Linked DNA regions of Homo sapiens: region 1 is linked to region 2. A link is an interaction called in ENCODE POLR2A ChIA-PET data of the cell type or tissue named here. Cell type or tissue: PC-3. All regions are shown on one strand. Each heading gives the region's core, and the rest is flanking DNA. Links, peaks and the distances in the headings are about the cores only. Region 1 overlaps DPYD (dihydropyrimidine dehydrogenase). Region 2 has its middle 120 kb from the start of DPYD-AS1.

What was found. Peaks named below come from ENCODE experiments on the same cell type or tissue, not always from the same donor. Only the 100,000 strongest peaks of a DNase experiment are listed, where the experiment ranks them.
Region 1: POLR2A ChIA-PET joins it to region 2 with 6 read pairs; 1 of 35 experiments calls an interaction of 5 or more read pairs at or near these places.

The regions. Positions count from the first base shown.
Region 1 is chr1:97,272,843-97,282,006 of GRCh38, forward strand. The region is part of intron 18 of DPYD (dihydropyrimidine dehydrogenase); the gene reads right to left. All of the region lies in intron 2 of DPYD-AS1 (DPYD antisense RNA 1), which reads left to right. Among named protein-coding and RNA genes, the nearest start is that of DPYD-AS1, 180 kb to the left of the region's middle. In PC-3, for the core only: no CTCF peak of the experiment used is centred there; a DNase peak (open chromatin) is centred at 5,229; H3K4me3 peaks cover 699 bases; H3K27ac peaks cover 2,282 bases.
Region 2 is chr1:96,969,171-96,978,334 of GRCh38, forward strand. No RefSeq gene overlaps it. Among named protein-coding and RNA genes, the nearest start is that of DPYD-AS1, 120 kb to the right of the region's middle. In PC-3, for the core only: no CTCF peak of the experiment used is centred there; DNase peaks (open chromatin) are centred at 3,261 and 4,621; H3K4me3 peaks cover 566 bases; H3K27ac peaks cover 1,854 bases.

The sequences.
Region 1 (9,164 bases), core at 537-8,536, 300 kb after region 2:
GGTGTCTCTGAGATCAGATAAGTAGGATGTGGCCTATCACTGGTCTTTATTTTCAGTTGTGCTAAAATGAAACAAGTGTGTTTTCTCCCGTCAGTTTCAGAGGAGAGTGGATATTAAATGTTAAATCACATTTAAGCTGAAGTCAATGTACAAAACTTTCAACCCTAAAGTTGCCTAAGGGAATCAGAAATAAGGGCATTTTACGGGTGTTACTATAAAATTAAAGAGGAGACAGAAATGTGGGATGTTTCCTTTCATTAAATGCCAAATAGTTATTTCAAACAACTTGTAGATGACTGTATTTTAATGTTATGACATACAATTTTCAAAATTAAATGTGTTTTAAGTCAAATTTGCTAATAGTATCCAGCAAAAAGATAAATTTTAGAAACATAATTCTCTAACTGTTCAGGCCTTTCAAAATATAGTTTGCCATGGGCCCAACAAGGCCAAGGGTGAAACGCAATATTTTCTGATCCTAAAATCTTTGCAAAAAAGGAATGCAGAAAATCAATGCAGAATTATATAAAATATGTTTGAGGCACAGACTAGCTCTTCATCTATACTCCAACTAAACTACTCCCTCTCACAAGATACCACTTTTTAATATAGTACAATTACCTCCATACTGACTGCAAAATGGCAGTTAAACCTTTAAAGTGTAAATCTTTGCTTTTGTGTGTTTACCTGTCATGGACTTTAAACAGTGTGGAGAGAGGACTAAGGAAGGTGGTAAGCTATTTATAAATTGGAAAGTCTTTTTGCATTTATCTAGGAATATAGACATTGTCAATATGTGATTGAATTACTGCACCAGTTTTCCTGGAGGATTTGTATGTTTATTGCTTTTTTGTAAGACATTTATCCAGCTCTCTCAATCCTGTTCTCTTTCTTGCATGAGTTCACACATATTAAAATGCAAGTGTCTTGCTTGTCTGATATGTCTTTTGCATTATTTGAAACCCTGAAGCCCCAATATTTCTTGATATCTGTACAATTCTGAAACAAAATTATTTAGTAATAATATTCCAGGGATAAGGCAATAATGAAATGTATATGCAACAAAAAGTTCACAAGCCATCATTTCAATTTTCCTCTTGAATTTTCAGGGTAAAGTTGAAGGAAACATTTACTTTTGAAGAAAGAACAAAACTCTAAATTATTATCATCACAGCCTGTGAATTATTCTTTGATGCCTATTGTGCTAAATAGGAGATTTTATACAACATAAAGTTAAGGCAATATTTACTTTAGCAGCTTACATTTTAAAGAATAAAAACGAGAAAATAAATATGAATTTGGATATATACATCTAAATTCAAGGAACCTAGAACATGATATGGTTTGTATATTTGTCCCCTCCAAATCTCAGGTTGAAATGTAATCCCCGCTGTCAGAGGTGGGGCCCAGTGGGTTATATTTGGGCCATGGGGGCAGATCTCTCATGAAGGGTGTGGTACCATCCCTGTGGTAATGCATGAGTTCTAGCAATCTATTATTTCACACCTGAGCCGCTTGTTTAAAAGAGCCTGGCATCTCTCTTGTGCCCTCTCTTGCCATGTGACACATCTGATCTGCTCTCCCTTTGTTTTCCCCGATGATCAGAAGCTTCCTGAGGTCCTCACTAGAAGCAGATGCCAGCACTATGCTTCTTGTAGAGTCTGCAGAACCTGGAAACAATTAAACCTCTTTTCTTTATAAATTACCCAGCCTTGGGTATTCCTTTATAGCAAGGCGAAATGGACTAATACAAAATAATATGAACCAAAGTACAAATACTCATTCATGATGATAAAGCAGAAACCAGCATTTACTATTAGGTTGGTGCAAATGTAACTGCAGTTTCTGCCATTACTTTCAATGGCAAAACGCGCAATTACTTTTGCACCAACATAATATGTTCTATTACACAGGAAGTTGCTCCAGGTTGTCAAAAAGTGATCAGTGCTGGTTGGTAACCATTGTATCCTAGTGTGTGGGTCTAGGGATCAGTTATATGCCAGGCAAGTCTCTGATCCCCTGAAGTTCACAGATAAGAAATTATATGTAGAATATGATATAAACACGAGAGAGATGCACAGGATGCATAAGATGCATGGAATCAGGGGTAAGGGCTTCTAAAGTAGTTTGGGGAGTGTAAGGAAAATATTGGACTGAGAAGCTGGTTCTAAGGGTAGAAATGCCTCTGTGTCTAAGGTAGCAGTATGCTTGTAGGTACCATAGGTATAGAAGCAAGAGCAACCTTGGCATTAGGTAAAAGTGTGAGTAGCTCAGTATGGTTGATTATGGCCTGGGGCAGTGGCAGGGGATGGCAACAGAAAAGGCTGGAGATGTAAGCTGGGACAAAATCATCCAGAGCATGGAATACCATGACTAGGTAACTTTTATCCTGGAATCATATTCTTTCTTCAAGTTTTAGTTAAAATGTTATCTCTCCCACAAAGTCTTCCCTGATCCTTCCAGTAAGAAGTGATCACTCCCCCATGGAGCTCCTACAGATCTTTGTTTGAATTGCTCCTTTGACAGGTACCAAATTTTCTACTGCAATAGGTAATGGAGTGAAAAGTATAAGAATCTAGGATTCAGAGGGCAAGAGGTTCTACTCCCAATTTTGTCACTTTGCAGTGGTCTATTTGCCTTTGGGCAGATCTGTTCACCTTATTTTCCTTTACCTGTAAACTCTGCGTAATAGTAGTTACAAACATTTGTCATTCAGGGTTATTATGAGTATGTGAAAGTGGCTTTAGAAATTTTGAAATTTCTAAAAATTGAGGTGTTTGAATATATGTCATCTATTTCCTATAAGAATGCACACACCTTAAAGGGAGCAAGATTTAGATTCTAGAAGAGGTGGATAATAGTTTGCCAATTATTTATAAGCCTAAAACCTTGAAGATTAATTTATCTCAATCCTTCCTCTTTCCAGGAAATCTTCCTTCAGTTCTTTTCCATGATAAGTCAGCTTCCTGTTAGCTTCCTCTCTCCTTGAGGCATAGACATGTGCATAGCTATCTCACTGCACATGGCTTATCATGCCTTCTCCTGATCTTCTTCCTCTCAGCTTCTTTTGCTGGATCTTCTTACTCTTCCTGTTCATAAAATGCTAAAATAGCCATTGGACCTCTTTTTTTTCTTTATCTGTATGCATTTCTTAGTTTATCTCAACAGGTTCCACAACTTTTTATAACATGTTTATGGCATGAAGGTTCAATTTATGTATTCAGTTCTTTCTTCTCCTTGAACTTCAGGGTCAAATATCTAACTAGTTAATCTATATCTTCATTTGGATGTCTGATAAGATGTCTTAAGTTCAACATATCCAAAAAGAACTATTCTTTCCCAAGGCTGATGTCCAGAATGGTGTTTCCTAGGTTTTCTTCTAGGACTCTTAATGGTCTTATATTTAAATCTTATGACTAAGTTCTCAAAAGCAATTGCAACAACAACAAAAATTGACAAGTGTGACCTAAGTAAACTAAATAGCTTCAGCACAGCAAAAGAAATTACCAACAGCTTAAACAGAGAGCCTACAGAATGGGAGGAAATATTTGCAAACTATGCGTCCAACAAAAGTCTAATATCCAGAATCTATAAGAAACTTAAACAAGTCAACCAGCAAAACATAAATAACTCCATTAAAAAGCTGGCAAAAGACATGAACAGGCACTTCTCAAAAGAAGACATACAAGTGGGCAACAATGAAAAAATGAAAAAATGTTCAACATCATTAATCACCAGAGAAATGAAAATCAAAACCACAAAGGGTTACCATCTCACACCAGTCAGAATGGCTATTAAGAAGTCAACAAATGTGACACAGCAAGACTCTGTCTCAAAAAAAAAAAAAAAAAAGTCAACAAACAACAGATACTGGTGAGGTTGTGGAGAAAAGGGAATGCTTATACACTGTTGGTGAGAATGTAAATTAGTTCAGCCACTGTGGAAAGCAGTTTGGAGATTTCTCAAAGAACTTAAAACAGAACCAGCATTTAATGCAGCAATCTCATTACTGGGTATATATCCAAAGGGAAATAAATTGTTCTACCAAAAAGACACATGTGCTTGTATGTTCATCACAGCACTATTCACCATAGCAAAGACACGGAAACAACCCAGGTGCCCATCAATGGTGAACTGAATAAAGAAAATCTGGTACATACACACCATGGAATACTATGCAGCCATAAAAAAGAATAAGATCATGTCTTTTGAAGCAACCTGGATGCATCTGGAGGCCATTATCCTAAGTGAATTAACGCAGGAACAGAAAACCAAATACTGTATATTCTCGTTTATAAGTGGGAGCTAAACACTGGGTATACATGGACATATAGATGGGAACAACAGACACTTGGGACTACCAGAGAAAGGGAGGAAGGAAAGGAGGTAAGGGTTGAAAAACAACTCACTGGGTACTAAGCTCACTACCTGGGTGACAGGATCATTCATATCCCAAACCCCAGCATCACACAAATTACCCATGTAACAGACCTGCACGTGTACCCTTGAATCTAAAATGAGAGTTGAAATTAAAAAAAAAAAGAGAACACAAAAAACACAAAACAAACAAATAAACAAACAAACAAAATGCCCCTCAAATCAGAAATGAACTATTGATCCTCCTCCCTTACTCTTTTGCCATAAAGCTGTTCTCCAGAGTTTACTTAAAATGGCACTACTGTTTGTTCACATGCTCAGCCCAAACTATTTGAAGTTATTTATAATTCCCTTTCCTCTTGTATCACACATTCAACCCATCAGTTAATCCCATTGACCTTCTCTAAAACATATTCTGAACACAACATTCTCCCTCCTCCAATTCCTCCATTGCTACTACACTGGTCTAAACCACAACTGTCTCTTGCTTAGATTCCTGAATTAGCTTTAAAAATAATTGCCCTGTCCCCATTCTTATGCTGTATAGTCTGTCTGCTACACAACAGCCATGGTGCCCATTTATTTAGAAATTGAAATTAGATCATATAACTACCTTAACAATTAGAATAAATCCCAAAATCCATGCAGGGCCTACATGATCTCTGGTTAGTCCTCCAATCTCATTGTCAACTATTCACTCTCCTATTCAACTTACTTCACACCATGCATCCTTATTGCTGTTTCTGAGCATTCTACTATATTTAGCCCTTTGTCTTTGGGATTTCTGATCTATTTATTTAGTTTGTGATTGCCTAGTTCACCTTATGTGACTAACTCTGACTAATGTGCCAGTGTTAAGTGTTTACTGTCAATTCATCTCATGACTCAGTCTGTTCCAGGAAATGCAAAGATTAAAAAGAATTTCTCTTGATTGCAGCTTAATATTTTCCTTATTCTAAAATGTTTCTTTCTGTCTTGAGCAATACCTAACTACTAGTAACTACCAGAAATGTTAGTGAAAGTTTGCCTACTCAGGGGCTTCATCTCATAAGAAAGTACCAGAAAAGCCAAAAGTAATGCGCCAGTCTATAACAAATCTGTGTTTTTGATAATCTAATTTTTAAAAGTTACATTTACTTTCTGACTGCCCCTTATCACATTACAGTTCAGGGCAGAACAACCAGAAACTACAGAAAGTAAATGGACAGGGAAAGAGATGTGCCATTGTTGTTGATAATGTGCCGGCACATGACTAAGCTGTGATAGTTCAATGTTTCTTAATGTTCTTAACTCAATGCCTAGATTTAAAAAGTCACAGATCAGAGCTGCAATTATGCCAAATACCTGGTGGTTTTATTAAACCCCCAAACAGATTTCCTGTTGTTGCTCCCCTCTAAAAGTTTCAAAATATGCAGAGAAAAATGAGGACAGCCAAATGAGGATAATCTGATGTGTACAGTTGAAAATAAAGCATCATTTAGGAAGAAACAAAGTTTTCTGTTATGTAGTAATGATGCAAAGGGCTAGAGAAATCTATAACCCTGAATTCTGACAGTGCAGATAATAATCTGTTTTTCTTGCACAATGAAATTTACTATCAGTGTATGAATTTTAACTGTGTGTAGATATATATGCACACTCTAACACATATATACATAAATATATATTACACTCTTACTAAGACAATGGTATTTCGTAAAAATTTTTTTTTTCCCACAGCTCTTTGCAGACACTAAACTTGAGCTTCTGAATGGCAGAAATTGACTTTTAAAATATATGACTTCTTAAAAAAATTCAACTTTGATTCTAGATTCAGGTGACGGACATGCAGATTTGTTCCATGAGTATATTGCATGATGCTGAAGTCTGTGATATGAATGATCCTGTCACCCAGGTAGTGAGCATAGTGGTGAATCTGTAAGACATTAGATTCTGATATTACAATTTCCAAGGGATTGTTTTTGAAATTACATTAAGCATACCCCATACTTTGTTTAAACATGGCAGATTCCCCACACATATATGAGAAGTTTTGGAAGATGAAAAGCAGATTGTAAAATGATAACTGACTTAGTAGAAAAAAAAGAACATTCAACATGTAGAACTCCCAAAAAGGCAGCTAAAGACAGGGTACTGGAGAGCACAGTTCAAGCAGGGAGGCACAGTGGGTGAAATGTGAAGACTGTCTGAAGATGGTATATAGAGCCAATTGGACCCCAGTTTCCATCACAACCCTGTGCAATCAGGTTTCTAGTGGTCCACTGGAGACAGAGATTTGTTTGTTTGTTTGTTTGTTTGTTTGTTTACTTGAGATGGAGTCTGGCTCTGTAACTCAGGCTGGAGTGCAGTGGTGCGATCTTGGGTCACCGCAACCTCCGCCTCCGGAGTTCGAGCGATTCTCCTGCCTCAGCCTCCGAGTAGCTGGGACAACAGGTGTGCATGACCATGCCTGGCTAATTTTTGTATTTTTAGTAGAGATGGGGTTTCACCATGTTGGCCAAGCTGGTCTCAAACTCCTCACCTTAGGTGATCCGCCCACCTCAGCCTCCCAAGGTGTTAGGATTACAGGCGTGAGACAGAAATTTATTTTTATAGAAGTGTACTAGAGATACTCCAGATATCAAAACTAGTGGAAGGCTGTAATTGAGACAGGAAACTGAAAGCAAGGAAATGAAATGAAAGTCTGCATATTGAAAGCTGGGACTACCATTCATCCACTGATCCCTTTTTTACAGAAAGGCACATTGCTTTCATGACGGAGATCTGAGGATCCTTCTAAGAAATTGTTTATCCCCAGAGAAAAGACCTGAAGATACTCACATTTGTCAGCCACAGTAAAAGGAAGAGCTTACCACTCAATCTCCTCTGCAATAAAGCTCCCTAGCTGTTAAATTTCACTCACATACTCAAGGCTTCCAATCAACTTTTTAATATCTCACACTTAAAAACTAAATTGAGGATGTCTTGAATCTCCAGACATTTCAGAAGTCTTTTTTTTTACATGAACTAGAGAAACCAAAACAAATAATCAAAATAAATAAATGAATAATGAGGCAGAAGATATAGAGATTTATATACGCATTGAAGGGAAACTGTAAGAAAAAAACCAAACATAGCTAACATCTTCAGAGACAGTACAGAATGAACTGCATCCAAAAGATAATGCAATCAAGAAGAAACCACCAAAGAAAATGATATCAATATGCTGAAGAGATATCTGTGCTCCCATGTTTATTGCAGCACTATTCACAACAGCCAAGATATGGAATCAAACTAAATGGCCATCTATAGATAAATAAAGAAAATGTGGTATGTACGCAATGGAATACTATTCAGCCATAAAACAGAATGAAATCCTTTCATTTGTGGCAACATGGATGAACCTGCAGGGTATTACGTTAAGTGAAATAAGCCAGGCAGAGTAAGACAAATACTGCATGAACTCACTCACATGTGGAATCTGAAAAAGTTGATTTCATGGAAGTAGAGAGTAGAAAAGTGGTATTAAGAGACTGGGGAGGGGTAGGGGGAGCAGGGGCCTGGATAGGTTAGTCAATGAATACAAAGTTATAGTTAGGAAGAAACATTTCTGTTGTTTCATTACACAGTAGGGAGATTACAGCAAATAACAATATAGTGTATATCTCAAGATACCTCGAAGATTTTAAATCTTATCTCCACAAAGAAATGATAAATGCTTAGAGTGATGGATATGGTAATTACCCCGATTTGATCATTATACAATGTATTCGTGCACTGGAACATCACTACACACCCCATAAAAATACAATTATTGTTCGATTATAAATACAACATTATTTTAAAAACTATCAAAAGCAGAAAGAGTTGTACAAAAGTTAAAATATAATGATCAATAAAAAATAAGTTACAGGTATGATATCAAAGAAATCTCCCAAAAGAGAAAGCAAAATTCAAATAGGAGAAACAAAACAAAATAAATCAGAGGGGAGAATGACTAAAAGAAAGAATGGAGAAAATGGGAAGAAAAAATGATAAACAGATAACACCAGAGAATTTCCAGACCTAAAAATAAAATTTTCCACATAGAAAAGAGCTGAGAGTAAAACAAGAAATTAAAAGGAAAATCCAGGTTGTGAAAACCAGATCACAAGAGATAAAGAGTAGATCCTACCAAAAGGATAAAACAATTTGAAAGAGAGAAAATATATAAATATATATATGGATGTGCATATATATAATTTAAATCAAAGAGCAGATAACAGATGAGATCAGCCCTCTCTATAACTGATAGAAGAAACTAGAATATTGGCTATAAATACTTAATTAAAAATTGTTTTCAATATAAAATTTTATACCCAATCAAATTATTAAGTATGAGGATAGAATAAAAACATTTTCAAATATGCAAATTTTATCTAAAGTTTCTCAGAATGCTTAGAATATCTCAGGAAGTTATCAAACTAAGTCCCAGAAAAATAAGTAAATATACTAAGGGTGAGAAATGTATGGGATCCAGAAATAGAGGGTTTAACACACATAAGCTAAGGAACATCCCTAAATAACATCAATTAGGACACACAGGGAATAATTTTAATTTTTTCCCCCATGATGTATAACAAAGTGCAATATCATGAGTAGGGTATAAAATTATCTACCTCATCATTATCTTTGAATTATATATTGCCTTTAAATATTTTACCAATTTGATACTCAAAAATAGCTCACCATTGCTTCACTTTGCATGTCTTCGCAAACTGAGTTTTAAGAGTTTTTGCACATAAGTTATTGGCTTTTTTCCATCTATT
Region 2 (9,164 bases), core at 346-8,345:
AGGCAGTCCAGGGCACAATGATGTCCTCAGTACTAAGCACTAGCTGTCATATTTCTGCTCTGCTGTCCTCATAGGGCACTGATTCATCCTCAGCTTGGGTGTTCATAGTCATAAGTTGGCTGCTGCTCTTCGGGGGTCGCAGTCACGTTGTCACATAACACAGGTTCTAGCACAGGCTCTTGAAGATAGCAAAGACCAAAGAAGTCTTGTGTGTCAAATTGAACTGCACCACCTCTGAGTTCCAGGGTTGGTTTAATTCTCTGGCTCCACATAGAAGCAAGATGGCTCTAGTCTTTCCTGCCACTCAGATGCAAGCACATCATAAAACAAATGAACAAACAAATCAAAAATTCCATGAGGCTCAGAGACTTTAAATAATTTGTTCCTGGATTTTGAGGCATGTATGGAATATGGTGCCCCTTGTTCTGTCTCCAAGTACGGTGCTCTGCCGTGAAAGGTGTTTGGGTTAAGAGAAGGCAGCTCTCTCAGGTATCTGCCGATTTGCACAGGCTTCTTTGTACACAATAGGCACTCAGCATCCACTGATTTGATTTTAGGCTTAAAAATGAAATTAAAATGGAGCTACCTTGGGCTGTTTGGCTTTGTTCTCTCTCTGGCATTTTCCTGTGTTAAGTTTAATTGCATTTGAACCAGACTCCACTGTTCTGGTTCAGGACAATGTCCAGAACCCAGACAGCTTTTTCTGATCTGTTTAACTCTCTGCTAACATCCACACAGATGGAGAAAATCAGAATCAGTGGACTCATTCTATTGTTTCAGGATCCTGGACCCCCTCTGTAATCAGCCAATTCATCTACCCTTTTTGAGCACCTCCACAGTACTACTCCATTCTAGCTGCTTCAAAGTATACAAGATGTAGTGCTTTTTGTCCATGTACTTACAGTGTATTTGGAGAAACATGTCAAGTACATGTGAACAATTTGCTAACTAACAATTTTAAGGTGCATTATATGCATCAGATAAATAAGCTCTATGGGAAGTCCAGTGCACAAATAGACATAAGATGTGGGCTGGCCCTTGGCAGATGAACCGGTCACAAGAAGCTCTACTCAAATTTTATGAACATGGGGTTTCTCAGATACCTGCCTGCTGCACCACCTGGTGAGAATGGAATTGAGGCAAACCTAGGGCCTGGAAAATTAGGGCAATTGCTTAGGGCTATGAACTCTATGCAGTGGGAGAGCGATTCAGAGAGTCAGTCTTGAGGGGCAAAGGAGGATTTCTATTTAGGTAGATTTAACTAAGACATAAAGTTTGAGGGATATTTTCAAACAAAGAATCAACCAGTATATGTACTCATTATGCCCAACACAGAGCCCCCCTCAGGCAACACAGCCCTCTTTGTGACTTAATTAATAAACCTGATTTTACTTGCCTATAAATCTTACCAGGAGTAGGGGGTCATTGGACTTGACAGCAAGAATTTTCTGTTTTGTTACTGTTTCTGCACAGCCTCTGAAGCTTGGATTAGAAAGAGAGGTGCCGATTTGGAAGTCAACAACACAGAGGTGGCTATTAACACCAGAAGAGTAGATGAGCCATGAAGGCAAGAAATTCCATACAGAGGGGAAGGCTAGAGATAGAACCTAGAGGATCGCCAACCACAGTTCCTCTTAACCACAGACATGACTGTGGTCTTTGATGCTTCATTTGTAGAGTAAGGACAATGATAGTATCTACCCCATAGAGCTATTTGAAGGTTTAGTGAGTTAATAAATGCAAAGCACTGGACAATTGCTTCATAGATAGACAACACTCAATACTGTTATCAAGATGAATCAAATTCTCACTCCCCCTCTCCCATTCTCCTCTCTCTGCACTTTTCTCCTGTGCCCATGAAACTGCCCTCCTGCCTGTAAACCTTCGCCGGATGTTTAGAACCCTCTGCCAAACATTTCTTGAGTGATGGGTGGACCTCCAGGCCTTTTTCTTTACTTTCCACAATCAAAATTTAACTGTTTCATTTTAAATTCCACCAACTCTACCATGGGTGTTAGCATTTTAACCAGACAATGCCTTCATGTGAAAGAATGTCTGTATTGCTGAGATTTTGGTCTCTAACAGTGATTTCTAGATACAGGGCTCTCTTTGTACACCCTCCTCAAAACACACTTGTAAGCAACCTCCTACTCGTGAGACCTCGAAAGTGGGAAAGGAGACAGCAGTAAGGACGATACAGAAATAGGCACAGAGAAACCAGCAGGTACCAAGGATGTCATCAAGCAATTTCCACAGAAAGCAAGCATGGATTAAAAGAGAGAAGCCAACAAATTTGTGGTCATTTGAAGCCTAAAGACACATTTTAAAACATTTCTTAATTTCTTTAAGTTTCTATCTTTTTTCCTCCTATGGAAGAAATCTACCCAATATAACATAAACCACTAATACTGTTCTCTAGGCAGAACATAGTTCCGTGAGCCAATGCAGGCTGGTTTCAGGGAAACTAACAACATTATTGATTTTAGTCAGGCTTATTAGAATCAGTGTTACATGCCCTTTTCCTCTACCAGATTGTATTTGGACTTCATTATGAAATCTCATTACATTAAGAGGAGGCTGCGATGAGTTCTGTAAATAAAAAATTTCCAAAGATGGATTTGTTAAAATTAGTATATCTGTGAAATCTGCTTTGGGTATCAATCTGTCAAGAAAGGGAATCATATATTTTCTGATTAGACCTTGCTTTTTAAAAAATATTGGGAATATTCACCAATTCTAGCAGCATACAGGAAAGCTTCCCTTGTTTTCCTGTTAGGAACTCCTGTGCAACATATTGTCACAGAACCTGGGTGAGACATCGCATCACATAATGATTACAGACAGCTTGAAGGGATGAACATGGCTTTTTCCTCTCCATGCAGCTCAGTAACACAATAGGCTCGTGAATCCCAAACTGAGAGCTATGAAAATGGAGTCAAGTCTGTAGCTGGCAATGCCTGGGATTTTTAGTGCAGGAATACGGAGGACTAAAAGAGATTCGAAACACCCAACCCTTCCATTTCTGCTTCAATATGTGGCGTATCATTTGGATTAGGCAACTTAAGTGAATTGATAAAATTGATGAAAATGAACTGATAGAGGAAATTACTTTTCCAAAACAAACAATTGCAATATGTACTTTTCTCTTAGACACTCACTCCTGTGTCTGTTTATTCAGTATCTGCACGCACAACCTTGTAAATACTGAAGAAAATGATGAAAACTGTTTAGTCAGACAGCTTAGTGCTTTCTCGTCCAAAATTATAACCACAAACTCAACACCAAACCAAGTAGTGTGGTTTCACTGAGAACTGAGAGAGCAGTTGTGGGATTTTCATTTAAGAGGCAGGGAATGATAAGGCATTAGAGTGAACAAGTGCTGTCGCAAACCTCTTCCCTGCATCTCTCTATCTGCTGCCCTGGTAGAACCCTGTATCCCCTTGATCCCAGAATGCTTCCCTCCCTCCCTCCCACCCAGGTGACATTTAAGACCTCTCTTGTTAGCCCAGTGCTGTGGCTTATGCCTGTAATCCCAGCACTTTGGGAGGCCGAGGCAGGTAGATCACCTCAGGTCAAGAGTTCGAGACCAGCCTGACCAACATGGCGAAACCCTGTCTCTATTAAAAATACAAAAAATTGGCTGGGTGTGGTGGTTCACACCTGTAATCCCAGAACTTTGGGAGGCTGAGACGGGTGGATTACCTGAGGTCAGGAGTTCAAGACCAGCCTGACTTACAAGGTGAAACCCCATCTCTACTTAAAAAAAAAAATAGCAAGAATTAACTGGGTATGGCAGTGGACGCCTGTAATCCCAGCTGCTCAGGAGGCTGAGGCAGGAGAATTGCTTTAACCCAGGAGGCAGAGGTTGCAGTGAGCCAAGATCGTGCCACTGCACTCCAGTGGGGGCAACAAAAGCAAAGCTCCATCTCAAAAAAAAAAAAAAAAAAAAAAGATCCAGGTGTGGTGGCAGGCGCCTGTAATCTCAGCTACTTGGGATGCTGAGGCAGGAGAATTGCTTGAACCCTGCAGAAGTTGCAGTAAGCTAATCACACCACTGCACTCCAGCCTGGGCAACAGAGTGAGGCTCTGTCTCAAACAAAAACAAAAACAAAACCAAACACAAACAAACAAAAAAACCTCTCTTGTTCAGGGCATTGTTACAATTTATTGGATTCATTCTGATAAGGGAGAAAGACCTAAGCATGGAGATACAGAGTAGAATATTACAGTGTGGGAGAGTCACACAGACAGGTTGGGAGAACTCTCAGGACTCAGATCTCCTGGTGCAGGGTAGGAGTTGCAGTGACAGGTTGATTTCTCCCATCTCTTCCGACATGGGTTTCCCCATGTGCCACTCCCTGTAGATTAGTAGTGGGGTCACGAATATACTCAAACCACACTAGCATGCTGGGACAATGTGTGTCTTTGTGTTCTGTAATTGATCTGAGTCTCCTTTATGAGCCCCCTCTCTCCTGAATACTTCAAGTTGCCAGTTAGCAAGATATCAGTCACCTCTGCTTTAACCAGTCTCACTTCAGCCTCTGGTTCATCCATCTGGCCTCTTCCCAGGGCTGCCTCTGTGCTACTGATCCTGCACCATGGGGAATTGGCTTGGTTCCAAAGGCTGAGGATGTCCTAGGGACCTGGAGTCTCAAATAGCATGCTGGCACTTGTCCCAGCATTCCTGAGTTCCCCGATGACTGTAAGTTTTAAGTTATCATCCCCTCTTGGGATATGACTCCATGACAGGAAGGGGGCAGAGAAGGAGAGTTGTCTGCATATCTAGATGCACTTGCACTCTCTACCTTTGCTTCTTTTCTTCCTGCTATGCCTCACTGCTGGAAATATTGGGCTTTTATTTTACTCATTCGTCCTATTTGATAGGGACTTTTCCTATATCCTGCATTCTCCTTGTAGACCCCAGCATCATAACCTCATTCCCAGTGATATTTTTTGGATATTTGTCCCCTTTATATCTCACGTTGAATTATAATCCTCAGTGCTGGAGGTGAGGCCTTGTGGGAGATGTTTGGATCATGGGAGCAGGTCCCTCATGGCTTGGTGGTGTCTTTGTGATCCAGAACTCTGGATCTTGAAGATAGTGAGTTCTGACAATCTGGTCATTTGAAAGTGTGTGGCATCTCCCCCTGCACTCTCTCTCTCACTTGTTCCTCCTTTTGCCATGTAAAGTACCTGCTATTGCTTCACCTTCCATTTTGATTGCAAGCTCCCTGAGGCTTTGCCAGAAGCTGAACTAATGCCAGCACTGTTTCCTTTCAAGCCTGCAGAACTGTGAGCCAATTAAATCTCTTTTCTTTATAAATTACCCAGTCTCAGGTATTTCTTTATAACAATGTAAGAACAGCCTAATACATCCGAACATCATTAAGATTTAAAGAGAGAAACCAATTCACCAGTAGAAGATTATAATTCAGCAGGTATTTCAAGGACATTAAACTCATTGTCCATTATGATTTTCGTAGGGGTGAAACTTGAATGGAATTATAAAATATAGGGGCTTTGTCTTTCCCATACAAGCCTTCTTCAGGATACAGTTGGCCCCCTGTATCTTCAGGTTCTGAACCAAAATTGGTGAATAATAAGAGCCAACTAAAGAACTTGAGCATCTGCAGATTTCAGTGTCTTCATGGGTCCTGGAACCAATTCTCCATGAATACCAAAGGACCGTGGTATTCATTTTCCAAGACAGAATGGAGATGTCTATTGCCCTAGATTTCATATTGTTCAGCCAGATATCTTGACATCATTAGAATGTCTTAAAATTCTTTAAGCCAGATGGACATTTACTTTCGTTTAAGTCATCACAGTATACTTGAAAAAGTGTGCATGAAATGGTAACATGAACTATAAAGGGTTATCAGTTCGATTGTCATCAGCGCGCATTTATATTTATAAAATTCTCTTGCAGTGGTTCATTATAGCCCTGAAAAGCAAGGAAGTTCCTCATTACTAGTTTATAGAGTTATATGCACAGAGGCATGAGGTTATGAAATTAGTTATCTAAGCTTCTACAAAGGGGAGAAATCTCCTTCTACTTAACACTAGTCAAACATTCTCTGGAGAATATGATATGATTCTGGATACAAGATATCATAAATTACTGCACATTCTTGGAGGGCAACTGGGATTCAATCACTCAACATATATTTCTTCAAAAACCATTTATTGCACTCTAAGCGCTTGCCCATTTTTTAGGTGCTGGGGATGCAATAGTGTTGTGTTAAGTAAGGTAAATAAAGTCTCTGCTTTGAGGGAGCTTGCATTCTGGCAAGCAAACTAAGAAAGAGGAATATAGGCAAGTATGAAGAATCTCTAAAGACCTTCAAGAGTAGACCTATCAGAAGAAGAGAAACCTTGGGGAAGGGAAGCTATTTGATGATTGCAAATAGTAGAAGATCTGAACTTTAGAAGAGGAAGGAACTTACGTTTCTATTGGATGTTGCTCTGTAAGACAGAACTAGGACCAATGGGGAAGGTTAGGGAGGCAGACTTTGCTCAGTATAGAAGAGGACTTAGTAACAATTAGAGTTCTACTACATCTGAAAGTTACAAGCTCTTGAGAAAGTGTTCCAGATAAGGCTGGGTCGCCATCTGTCAGAGGCAGTTGCAGGAGGCTGCCTGCTTTTGGAGAAGAGTTTGAAGATGGTCTGTGTGGAACCATTCAAATCTATATCCTTATGATTCTGCTCAGGTAATTAACTTCGAATGTATCACGCTGAGCTCATGACATTTTGAAAAACAAAATATTTTGAAACTAAGACACACATCTAAGCACACAAAGTAATCACAGGTATTTTGGACAGCAGGCTAACGCAAAGACATCACATGGGGACTATTATAAAATCTGGGGCCTACAGGGTTCCAGGGGGCTTACAAGAACGGATGAGAAGTAGAATTAGAGCCCGTGGGGAATGGAGCAGGAGAGAGGAAATGGTGTCAAAGGGTTGACAGGTCAGGGCCAGGGACATGGGTTCTGTCATTAAACGGTTGAAGCAGGTCACTTTAATTCCCTAGTCCTCAGTTTTCTTATGCGTAAGAGAACATTTTGCATCGATGGCTTCAACTAGATCTGATTTTCTGAGATGAGAAGAGAAGTATACATCCCTTTTCCTTGCCACAAAAGTCTTTTGACTGGCAAAGCCGATAGTGAGTTCAGTAGGGAAGTGTCCTATACTATTGCTTTCACACAAGTTTACTCACATATTCATTTACTCTCATCCACAGCTCGGTGTTCAGAACTTTGGGCAGTATTGATAAACTTCACCTTTCATGTATATTTGCTAATAAGGTATTGCAGTTAGTTATTTGATTCTAAAGTCTACTCACTTAGATGTTACCTTACAATAATGGTTAAGATTAAGATATGGTCAACAAGAACAGGAAAAGATGTTCAGCATCACGAGTCATCAGAGAAATGCAAATCAAAACCACAAGATGCCACTTCAAACTCATTAGGATGGCTAGAAACAAAAAGTTAGATAACAATAAGCATTGGCAAAGACAGGGAGAAATCAGAACCTTTATTCTTGCTGGTAGGAATGTGAATGGTGCAACTCTTTTGGAAAATAGCAAGGCAATTCCTCATGTGATTAAACAATTACCATATGATCAGCAATTCCGCTCCAAAGTATACACTTTGGGGGGCCGAGATGGGCAGATCATTTGAGATCAGGAGTTTGAGACCCACCTGGCCAACATGGTGAAACCCTGTCTCTACTAAAAACACAGAAAAATTAGCCAGGCATGGTGGTGTGCACCTGTAATTCCAGCTACTCAGGAAGGTGAGGTAGGAGGATCGCTTAAACCCAGGAGGCAAAGGTTGCAGTGAGCTGAGATAGACCACTGCACTCCAGCCTGGGTAACAGAGCAAGACTCCATCTCAAAAAAAACAAAAAAAAAAAAAAAAGAAAGAAAGAAAAGAAAATATATGTTTCTGCAAAAACTTGTACATGAATGCCTATAGCAGCATTTTTCATAATAGACAAAAGAGGAAAACAATCCAAATGTCCATGAACTGACAACCAGTTAAACAACATACAATGTACTATTATTTGGCCATTAAAAGGAATGAAGTATTGGTACCTGCTGCAAAATGGGTAAACCTTGAAAACATTATGCTAAGTGAGAGAAACTACATGTTGTATGATTCTATTCACATGAAAATACAGAATAGGGACATTTATAAGACAAAAAGTAGATAGGTGCTTGCTTAGGGTTTGGGGGAGGGGATAGCAGGGTGATTGTGAAAAGAATACTGAGTTTCTTTTTAAGGTGACAAAAATGTTCTAAAATTGTCTGTGTTGATTGTTGCACATATCTGCAAATATGCAAAAAGCCATTAATTATACACTTTAAATGGATGAATTTATGGTTATTTGAATTATATATCAATAAAGCTCTTTTTAAAAAGTAATATTTGAATCCGTGGTTTGAAAATAGTCTCTAATAAAATACTTGACTCCCCAAACCAGGTTGTAGGACACCCCAAATTATAGCCTTAGTTCAAATAAGGAGAGTCCATTTCAGATTCCATTTGAGCCTTTAAAATCTGTATTTTAGTAAGTGAGGAACTCAGACCTTCAGTCTCTGATGATTTGGGGAAACTAGGTTTGCGGAAAAATAATTCCTATCCTTTTAATGCTTTCTGTGTCATTTGTCCTAGGTTCTCCCTCCTAAAGATGCAATTATAAGATGCAGAAGAGTGAAATATCTAGAAGATACCCCAAAATCAGTTGCTACTATACACCCTCCAGTAAGCTTCTATCAAAAAGGAAAATTTTTTAAAGAAAAATGTTATAAAAGAGGTATATTATTTTTAATACTATATTCTTGCAATTTAAAATAAGGAAAAAATATAAAGAGCTTCAAAATGTTACTGTCTCTTGTTACATGACATGGCCAAAGTTTTACTTATTGGCATTTATTAAGTACTCTTGTGCCCTAGATGCTTTTACATACCTTTAGTCATAATCCTGTTTAGGGTTACAGAAGCGGAGTTTATAGAGACTGCAATTTGCCTCAAATTACACTGTTTTTGGTAAGTGGTAGAACCAGGACTTGAATCTGTATCTTTCAGTCATCAGAGTCTTTTGGTCCAAACTGCCCTTGAAGAAAATGGACCAACACCATGGCTTGAGTTCTCC